Regions from separate parts of the Homo sapiens genome. Here region 2 is linked to region 1. The links are chromatin loops, found by intact Hi-C in ENCODE. Cell type or tissue: endothelial cell of umbilical vein. All regions are shown on one strand. Each heading gives the region's core, and the rest is flanking DNA. Links, peaks and the distances in the headings are about the cores only. Region 1 has its middle 13 kb from the start of CSF2. Region 2 overlaps PDLIM4 (PDZ and LIM domain 4).

Region 1 (4,381 bases), core at 263-4,262:
TGAGGAAGGAGGACTGCCTGAGGCCAGGAGTTTGAGACCAGTTGGTCAACACAGCAAGACCTCATCTCCACAAAAAAATAAAACAATTAGCTGGACCTGGTGGCGCAGGCCTGTAGTCCTGGCTACGTGGAAGGCTGAGGCAGGAGGACTGCTTTAGCCCGGCAGTTCAAGGCTAAGGTGAGCTGTGATTATGCCACTGCACTCTAGCCTGAGCAACCGAGTGAGAACCTGTCTCTAAAAAAAATTTTTTTAATTAAAAAAAAATTTCCTATTCTACTGCTGACAGACATTTGGGGTGTTTCCACTTTGGGGCTAATATTAATAAAGCTTCACTGAATATTCCTGCACTCATGTTTTGGTGAGCATATGTTTACCTTTCTTCTGGAAATGCTGGGAATGACATGGAATTGCTAGGTCATAGGACATACATATTTTAGCTTTAACTAAATACTAGCTTTAGCTGCTGGCAAATATTTAATATTTTCCCAAGGAAAAGTCTTTCATTGGCCGGGCACAGTGGCTCATGCCTGTAATCCCAGCACTTTGGGAGGCCGAGGCAGGCGGATCACAAGGTCAGGAGATCGAGACCATCCTGGCTAACACGGTGAAACCCTGTCTCTACTAAAGATAGAAAAAAATTAGCCGGGCATGGTGGCACGTGCCTGTAGTCCCCAGCTGCTTGGGAGGCTGAGGCAGGAGAATCGCTTGAACCCAGGAGATGAAGCTTGCAGTGAGCCGAGAAAGCACCACTGCATTCCAGCCTGGGTGACAGAGCGAGACTCCATCTCAAAAAAAAAAAAAAAGTCTTTCATGAACAATGTTGCTGTTGGTTTTCCTGCCTTTTGTAGACACTGCTTATCCACCAGACACTGGAACTCTCTTCTTCTTTCATATGATCTGAGCCTGCTTCCCAAATGCTCCCATCATTACCAGAAATTCTTCTCTGCGTTGTTTACTCCTGCATCTCCTTTTTGGGAGAGGTAGCTCACAAAGGGCCCAGTTTGATGTGGCTGTGGATGGTGTCTTGCCAGCACACTGTGGAGTGCAGCCCTTATCTACAAGGTCTCAGAGCCTCTGGGAGGCTCCAGGTAAACTGTAATGTTTTGCTATCCTATGTGGAGAAACCAAGTGGAGAGACCTGGGTACTGTCCTGGGTTCCTCTTGAGGTCTCGGTCCCTTAGTCAGTCCCCTGCCATGTCCTGGTACATTCATCTTCCCAGCCCCTTTCCAACCTGCCCACTTCTCTTTGTCTTTATGGCTTTGCCCTGACCCAGTCCACCTCACTAATGCAGACAATCACCCCAAATACCCACAGGCCTTGTCTCTAGACCCTTCCTGCTTCTCTCCCCACAGCAGCCACCCATTAATTCATTACATAAATATGTACTGAGCACCTACAAAGTGTCAGGAACTGTGCCAGGCTCTGAAAGGAAACCAACCCTTGAGGAGCTTACACTTTAGGGGTTAGTCTGGCTGTGTGTCATAAGGGTTACCTGCCAGCTCAGCATGAACTCCAAGCCCTTTGGTCTGACCTAAGACCCTCCCTTACTGCCCTGGCCCCGTCAGCCCCTGCAGATACCTCTAGCCTCATTGCTCACCATCCATCTCCTTCATATCAGCCCTGGACCCCAGTAACACGAACCAGCCACAGCACTCCCACCATCACCTGCTACCCCTGCCTGGAATGCACCCCAGCCAAATGGTTGACATCTGTCTCCACAATGGGGTAAGACTAATGTCCAGTGGGAGGTGGAGAGGTCCTGCACTGGGGCCTCCTCTTCCTCAACACCTACTCTGAGGCTTGCCTGCCCACCTCTTACGCCACAGGGGTGGACTGTTATCTGTTCCTCAGGGGACTGTGAGGGTCTCTGCTCTGAACTACTGCTTTATCCCCCAGCTCGGAGGAGGGCCCCTCATGGCATCAAGTGCCAGCAGTGACTATGTTCCAGAGTCTGATGAAAGTGAGCCTCTTTTCACCTTTGAATAAAAGAAATGCACACAGCTTTTACAGAAGTCCGGATGGAAAGGCAACATCCAATTTTCCAAAGTTTAGAAAATGTTCTTGGGACCAAGATCAGCAACAGGCTATAAGCAGGTACTAAGTACACAGCCAGGGCTGTTGTTTTCATTATTCTTATCAAAAATAGCATCTGTGAGGGAGCCAAGAGGAGGCCCTTGGGGCCATCCAGGAGCCAGGGGAACTGGGAGCCCAACACCAGCACAGCTGCCAGCTCTTTTTCCCACTTAACGGATTCGGGAACCATCTCAAAGGAAGCTGCAAGAGGGAGGGAAGCCCAGCTCTCTGGGAATGTGTCACACTTCCTCCAGTTAGGCCTGGGGCAGCCCCAAGCTCTCCTGATGGAGGCCCTGGCTCCTATCCAGGCCTCTTCCTCTACCAGACTGGATAAGGGTGAGGTCATGTGCTGGGGAAGGGAGGCCAGGGAAGCAGCAACTGGGTTGGAGCCAGTCAGAAACAACACAATAACAGGATAACTCATAGTCTCCCCTCTCCCCTTACACTCCAGGAAGCTGTCCCTGAGTGAACTCCATACCCCTCAGGTCCCTTCTCCCACTGGGACCTCTCTGGGGCAGATTCTGTGGGTGCCTCTTAGTCCTCAACTGAAATGGAAGCTCTCTCTCTTCTCAGGGCTAGGGGAAGCACTGTGAATCAGACAGACCCTAATGCCTCCTCTCACCAATCCAGTCCTGGACATGGGCAGCAACCAGTGTTGGAACCCAGGTGGAAATAAGAGGAAGCTGCCAGAGCCTCGAGCCATACCCTGGGCCATGGTCACACCAAAGGTTCTTGTGCCTATGGGGCTGAGGGACAGAGATATGCAGCCTTGGGCTCTGAGATCAAACAAAAATGGGTGTGGGCCTGGGTCCCCAAGTTACAATGAACCCCCCTGTTAGGAAGGTGCATCTGACCTTAGACTCTGTCAGGCTGAAGGACCAGGTCCCCAAGTTACAATGAACCCCCCTGTTAGGAAGGAGCATCTGACCTTAGACTCTGTCAGGCTGAAGGACCAGGAGTCACAAGCAGACAGACAGACACAGCAGGACCATGACAGGGGCAGACAAACAGATAGGCATAGCTCAGGCTCCTGGCAGTGATGAGTAAACGGACAGACACTGATAGACAGTTAGACTCAGCGAGAGCCTGGAAAGGACAGATGGAGAGACAAGAGGGAACGCTGGCAGTGAAAGACTGACAGACATAGAGGAGATGGCGGACTTGGCAAGAGCCCCTGGCAGGGACAGACAGAGACGCAGTTGCAAGCTGTGGTCAGGTTAAAATGTGGCCATTCTGTCTCTGAGCTCAGCCCCTGACTGCAGATCCCGATTCTCTTGGAGGTTCCTCCTCTTGGCACTGTGATCAGAGACTTTGTGGGACTCTTGGGACCCATTTCTCCAGGACTACAATGCCCTCAACCCCACAAGTCCCAGGAAGGTAGTAGGCTGTGGCCCTCACTGTCCCTGGAGTCAGACTCAAGAATCAATCCATTCTCCTGGTTTTTTCCTCCCCTTCCTGGCCTGTGGGGCAGAGAAAGCCTCCTCGACATCTCTCCTGGGGCCACCTACTCCCAGCATGGTGGCTGTGCTTGTCGTGGAAAAGGTCTTTTTAGGAACCACTATGAGTCCGGACTCTGTTGGCACAGGGGGCGGTGCCCAGAAGAGGCTATAGTCCGGCATTTGCACGACTATCCGAGGATGTTGAGCTCCACCTGGCCGCCTTCTCTTCTCACCACCCCTCATGACCTCCAGGCCCCAGAGGCCTGAGGGCCTAAAAGGTTTTGACCCAGGGGAGCAATTCCAGGCCAGGTGAGGATGGGGTGATTAGTCCCCTTCATAGCTGCAGAGACTGAAGCTGACTTGAACACACTCTGCTCTGAGGCTGTAGGGTCCAAGAACCCCCCTGGGGTGAGCTGAGGTTTTTCTACTTTCAGGGGACCGTTGTGCTGAAAGCATGACGAGGCTGCCTGCCTGAGGTTGGGTTCCCTGGGAAGCAGACTCTGAGACAGAAACTGGCATGCAGGACTGCTCATGGAAGGGAAGGGAAGGAAGCAGGATTGAACAGAGGGAGAATTTGGACAAAATACAGTCACAACAGAAGTCTCAGCTGATCCTAAGGAGACTTCTACAGCTGGGATGGCCCTTCAGACTCTTCCTATGTTGGGGCAAGGAGGTCAAGCCTTTATGCCTTCATTTTGATCAGTAATTGGATGTAAGCTGCCCCTGGAAGGAAGCATGACCTTAGGCACGGAAATTTTCTTCAGCAGGGGCAATCAGACCTTGACTCCTGAAGGGTGTTCAGGGCAGCATATCATAGCTTCCACCATAGTCCATCCCTTGAGCTTTCTGGATCCACTTCTTCATATAA
Region 2 (4,381 bases), core at 130-4,129, 180 kb after region 1:
GAGCTGGCAGGGTGGGAGGTAAGCCACTGGCTTGGAGCCTTTAAACATGGTGGAGAGGCCTGTGAGGTCAGCCCTGTTTGTGCTTGGCCCTGGCACACGGTGAGGATGCTCCATCTTTGGAGTTCAGCAAAGCTGGTCCTCATCCAGCCTCTGGAGCCTTAGGTGCCCAGATGACCTCTATGAGCCCGGGGTTTCCTTTCCCATTAACGGATCACATTCATCACCCTCCTCCAGACTGAGATACAGGCTGGATGGGGGAAATGTCAGCATTGCTCTGCCCATGAGTGACCTCTGAAGCTTCCCCACTTGGCTGGGATCCTGGCCCCTGACTCACCTCCAGCCTTGACTCTGTGTGGCTGAACAAGGGCAGCCCTAGTGGTAGTGGAGTAGTGGGGAGGAGTGCCTCAGAGGGGGCCTGAGTCAGGAGCTTCTCAGAGTGTATGATGTCAGCGGAGGGTGGTGGGGTGGAGGTCCCCCTCCTTCTTTCCTTCCTTCCTTCCTTCCTTCCCCAGTCCTTTGTTCCAAACCAGGCATGGATGGAGCCAGAGGTCCACTGACCTGTTCCACTCTGAGCATTTCAGCCCCAAAATGTCACTGGCCATGGAGCAGATGAGAGCACATTCTCTACTATTACAGAGCTGGGTTGAGAATTATGCTCATAATTTTACCCATAAAAGAGAGAGAGGGAGAGATAACTATGCTGTGCTCCAGAAAGTGATTTAATCTCTTGAGCCCATAACTTCCTCAACCAAAAATATGGACCATCTTGCGCTCTGGACATTGAGTGATGATGTACCAGGCCTGCTCAGTCAGAGTGAAAACCTGAGTCCTGCCCTGCAGCCCCCTCACACATGCAGACTCTGGGGGATCAAGACATGAGGGCCACCTTGACTTTCTGAGCCAACATTTCTTCTCCTGGACACTTGCCCACCTGCAAGCTTTCTGACTCTGCTCCCTATCTTGCCTGCTATGCCAGGACCTATGCCTGGCCCCCAACGACACTCCTCCCCGCCCCCACCACACACACCCACACAGCAAGGGCTCTGCAGTAAATCAGCCTGTTGAGCTGGCTGGAGTGAGCTACCCTGTGCTCTCACTCCCAGGGTTCTACCCCAGACCAGCTTCCCTATCTGCCCTCTTGTGTACAGAGAGCTCTAATCCCCCCACCAACTCCCCCACAGAATGAAAAGTGTATCAAAGGCCCAGCTTCCCCACTGGGCTTCTTTTGCTTTGAGCCCAAAGCCAGGCATCCAACAATCCAAGCAAAATCACACTTCCTGGGCATGTTCTATAGGTCCAGGACCTTTCTGACATCAACTCCAACACTGAGGCCACTGATAGAGTCCCTGTTGTCCATCACATGTGGCCCAAGGTACCTTTGCACAGCCTACCCTTTGCCTGTCATTTTGTTTAAAGAGCCCAGCCTGGGATGGGGGTTGACACATGATTAAGCCCTTCATTCTGATCTGATGCATTGGGCCACATTAATGGCTCTGGGTACTTTGTGCCCTTCGACCTTAGACGTCAGGCTTGTACTGCTCTTCTGGGCAGAACTTCAGGGAAGTTGAAGGCCAAATAGCCACACAAGATGTCCCAGCTTTATCCCAGAGGAGTTCTGAGTAGATAGAGGCCACAGTTAGAGCTGTGAGTTAGGGTACCCACTTGGGAGCCTGGTTGAGGGGGCTAGAGACAGGGACTATGGGGCTGGTGTTGCCCTGGGGCAGCAGAGCTCTAATACCAAAGGCCTGGAGTAGAGAGGTAGCCTCCAAGGGACTAAGGAATGGGCAGAGGCGAGGAAGTGCAGAGTGAGTATGGACCATAGGCATAGATAGATTATTAAAACCCTCAACTGAAGGGGGCAGAAGAGGCAGGGGCAAGCTGCTAGGTCAGTAATGAGACCTTGAGAAGCCTCAGGAGGCTTCGTGGGGTGAGTTGGAGGGCATTATTCCCCTTTGGTCTAACCAGCCTCACCTCATACCCACCTGCCAGTCCAGGGTCCATGCCCCTTCCTGGCCTGCCTTCTCACAGGGCTACTGAGTGACAGGGCTGGGCCTTAGGCACGTAGCCTCTCGGCCTGCCTGCCCTGCTTATGGCAGGTTTATGATGTTTTTCTCCCTCCTGAGTGGTGTTTGGCTTTTGGTTTCTATGGCGAAGCAGGAATTTCCTAATGGCCTGTTTCCCATCTGGGCTGGGCAGACTCAGTGATGACTCTGCCGGCAGCAGCAGCAGGAGGAAAGACACACCCCTCAGAGCCTCCATTCCACCTACCCCAGAGCCGACGGACGCCTGACCCCACACCCCACCAGAGGCTGTAGATGCCCAGAGGATGCGTGGATAGGCTTCTAGCTGGTCAATGTGTGAGGCCTGGCTTGCAGTGCTATAAGCTGGGCCTCTTTGAGCTGAGCTTCTGTAGGCCACGAAGAGGGTGGAAGATTAGGGAAGACACAGGGCTTCTCCTGCAGCCTCTCCAGGAACCAGACTAGAGAGGGATTGGGCAGCCGATGGGGACAGAAGCATATAGCCCTACCCCAGGAGGATGGCAGCTAGAGTTGTGGCTCATTGCCACAACAGTCACCATTGTGGTACAGGGGAAAGCACTGGAGTGGTGTTCTTCTACCTGCAGGGCACAGCCCAGAGCCCAGCCCCTCTTGATCCTGGCTCCCAGGCATGGTGGGCGTGGTAGGAGACATATCTGACCATCACAATTTCTGCCACAGGCCTGAGGGTAGGAGCTGGCCCAGTGCCCCTGATGACAGCAAGGCTCAGGCACACAGGATCCACATCGATCCTGAGATCCAGGTATGTACAGACACTGCCTGGCCTGGCCTGGCTCAGAGTGAGCCCAGGGCAGAGGGGCCAGCATGCAGGTTCACCTGCACTGAATGTCCTCACTGGGGCTCTCAGATACCCAAGACAGAGACTGAAGCAGAAGTTTTCTCTGGACCACATCCATACCCCATCCCATGTTCCTCAGATGATGAGCACCTGGTGTGGGCTCTGTCTCTACTCCGGGCAATCCTGGATTCTGGACCAAGGTGCCTATGATGTCCAGGATCTGGGCTAGGCCTTGGTTTGCGGCTATCACACAGCCAGCTGGAGTTCACTCTGGTGCTCAGTGATGCCAGACCAGAAAGAAGTCACTGTGCTTGCAGCGGGGGAGATTGGTGGCAGTCTCAGGCTGTGGAGTGACCTCAGGCTATGGGACACTCCTCTGAGTGCCCTATCCAAGCCTGAAGTTCTCTCCTGGCCATCCTGTGGTGCTTCTAGCAGAACTTAGGCTGCAGGCCTGTCTGCCCAGTCACCTTTCTGTGTGTGATAGAAGTCATATCTCTGGTCCTGTCCTCAAGAAGAGTGAGGGGGTCAGGCTATTCTAGGGCCTTGTTTTGCCATGGCATAAGGAGTAGCCAAGTGGGGATGACTGAGGTATCCAGAGCCATCTCTGGGCCACAGAGTTTGGGCAAGGAGACTGGGATGGTCTGTGATGGAGCCAGAACCATGGGACCCAGCATGTGGGACCATTGCCTCCTGGGCCTGCCTTTGTCCACCCTCTCAACATGAAAGAAAAGGGGCCAAGGCAGGGAGAGGCTTCACTGAACCAGAGGGAAGGATGTGCCCCAGCTTCTCCCTCACTATCTACCCCAATCCCATCTTGCTCTATTCCCTACCCTGCCTGGCTGGCATCCCTGGAGCCAGATGCTTACCACCTTCCAGGCAGTGCCCATTCTGGCAGGGGAAAGGCACTTAGAAGTTCTGGGCTAGGGGAAGCCAGGGGCCAAAGGAGCCCAGAGTAGTCACATGACTCAGACAAGGAGTCAAGGAGTGCTTCCTGGAGGAAGGGGTATTGAAGCCAAGACCTGAAGGGCTAGGAATGGTAAGGCAGGCAAAGGGGTATAGGGAGAGGAAGTGTGGCCCAGAGGTGAGGTCTTGCACCACAAGTTCAGAGAAAAGAAAGGTCCAGGGGAAGGGAGGACAAGATGGAAGGAGTGAGAGGACAGAGGTGAGAGATGAGGTGGTGGAGCAGGGCCACAGAAAGGCTCTTGGGCTTCTCTATCCTGGACCTCAGCTGTTCTTACAGGGATTCATGGCCACATCTGTGTCTCAGAAACTTGCTCTGATGGCCCCATGGACCCCAGACCTTAGGGGTAGGGGTACATGTTGCCATAGACAAATGAGCCAGGTTTGCCACAGGCCAGGCAGAGGGGAGCAGCAGGGTGTGGGCCTCAAGCTCATGCATGAGGCCCAGCCTCCCTCAGAGGTAGCAGTGCCAGGATGACGTGGTGGGGAGGGGGTTCAGTCTTCCAGGAGAGGCTCAGGGCCGGTGGGCCTGGGAGGCTGGCGACTGTAGAGCAGCTCCCCCTGCCCCCACACTTGTTCTCATTGA

Evidence for each region. Hi-C counts contacts between places; a loop is a spot of excess contacts. Peaks named below come from ENCODE experiments on the same cell type or tissue, not always from the same donor. Only the 100,000 strongest peaks of a DNase experiment are listed, where the experiment ranks them.
Region 2: a loop joins it to region 1, with 2.3 times the contacts of the local background. A loop is called at or near these places in 1 of 110 quality-filtered maps.

What each region holds. Positions count from the first base shown.
Region 1 is chr5:132,084,163-132,088,543 of GRCh38, forward strand. No RefSeq gene overlaps it. Among named protein-coding and RNA genes, the nearest start is that of CSF2, 13 kb to the left of the region's middle. RefSeq lists a silencer at 3,461-3,683. In endothelial cell of umbilical vein, for the core only: no CTCF peak of the experiment used is centred there; a DNase peak (open chromatin) is centred at 2,359; H3K27ac peaks cover 1,735 bases.
Region 2 is chr5:132,263,747-132,268,127 of GRCh38, forward strand. It overlaps PDLIM4 (PDZ and LIM domain 4), which reads left to right. Exons shown (of 7, transcript NM_003687.4): 3 at 2,718-2,799. Among named protein-coding and RNA genes, the nearest start is that of PDLIM4, 8.2 kb to the left of the region's middle. RefSeq lists enhancers at 1,391-2,665, 2,172-2,672. In endothelial cell of umbilical vein, for the core only: no CTCF peak of the experiment used is centred there; DNase peaks (open chromatin) are centred at 425 and 2,165; H3K27ac peaks cover 3,706 bases.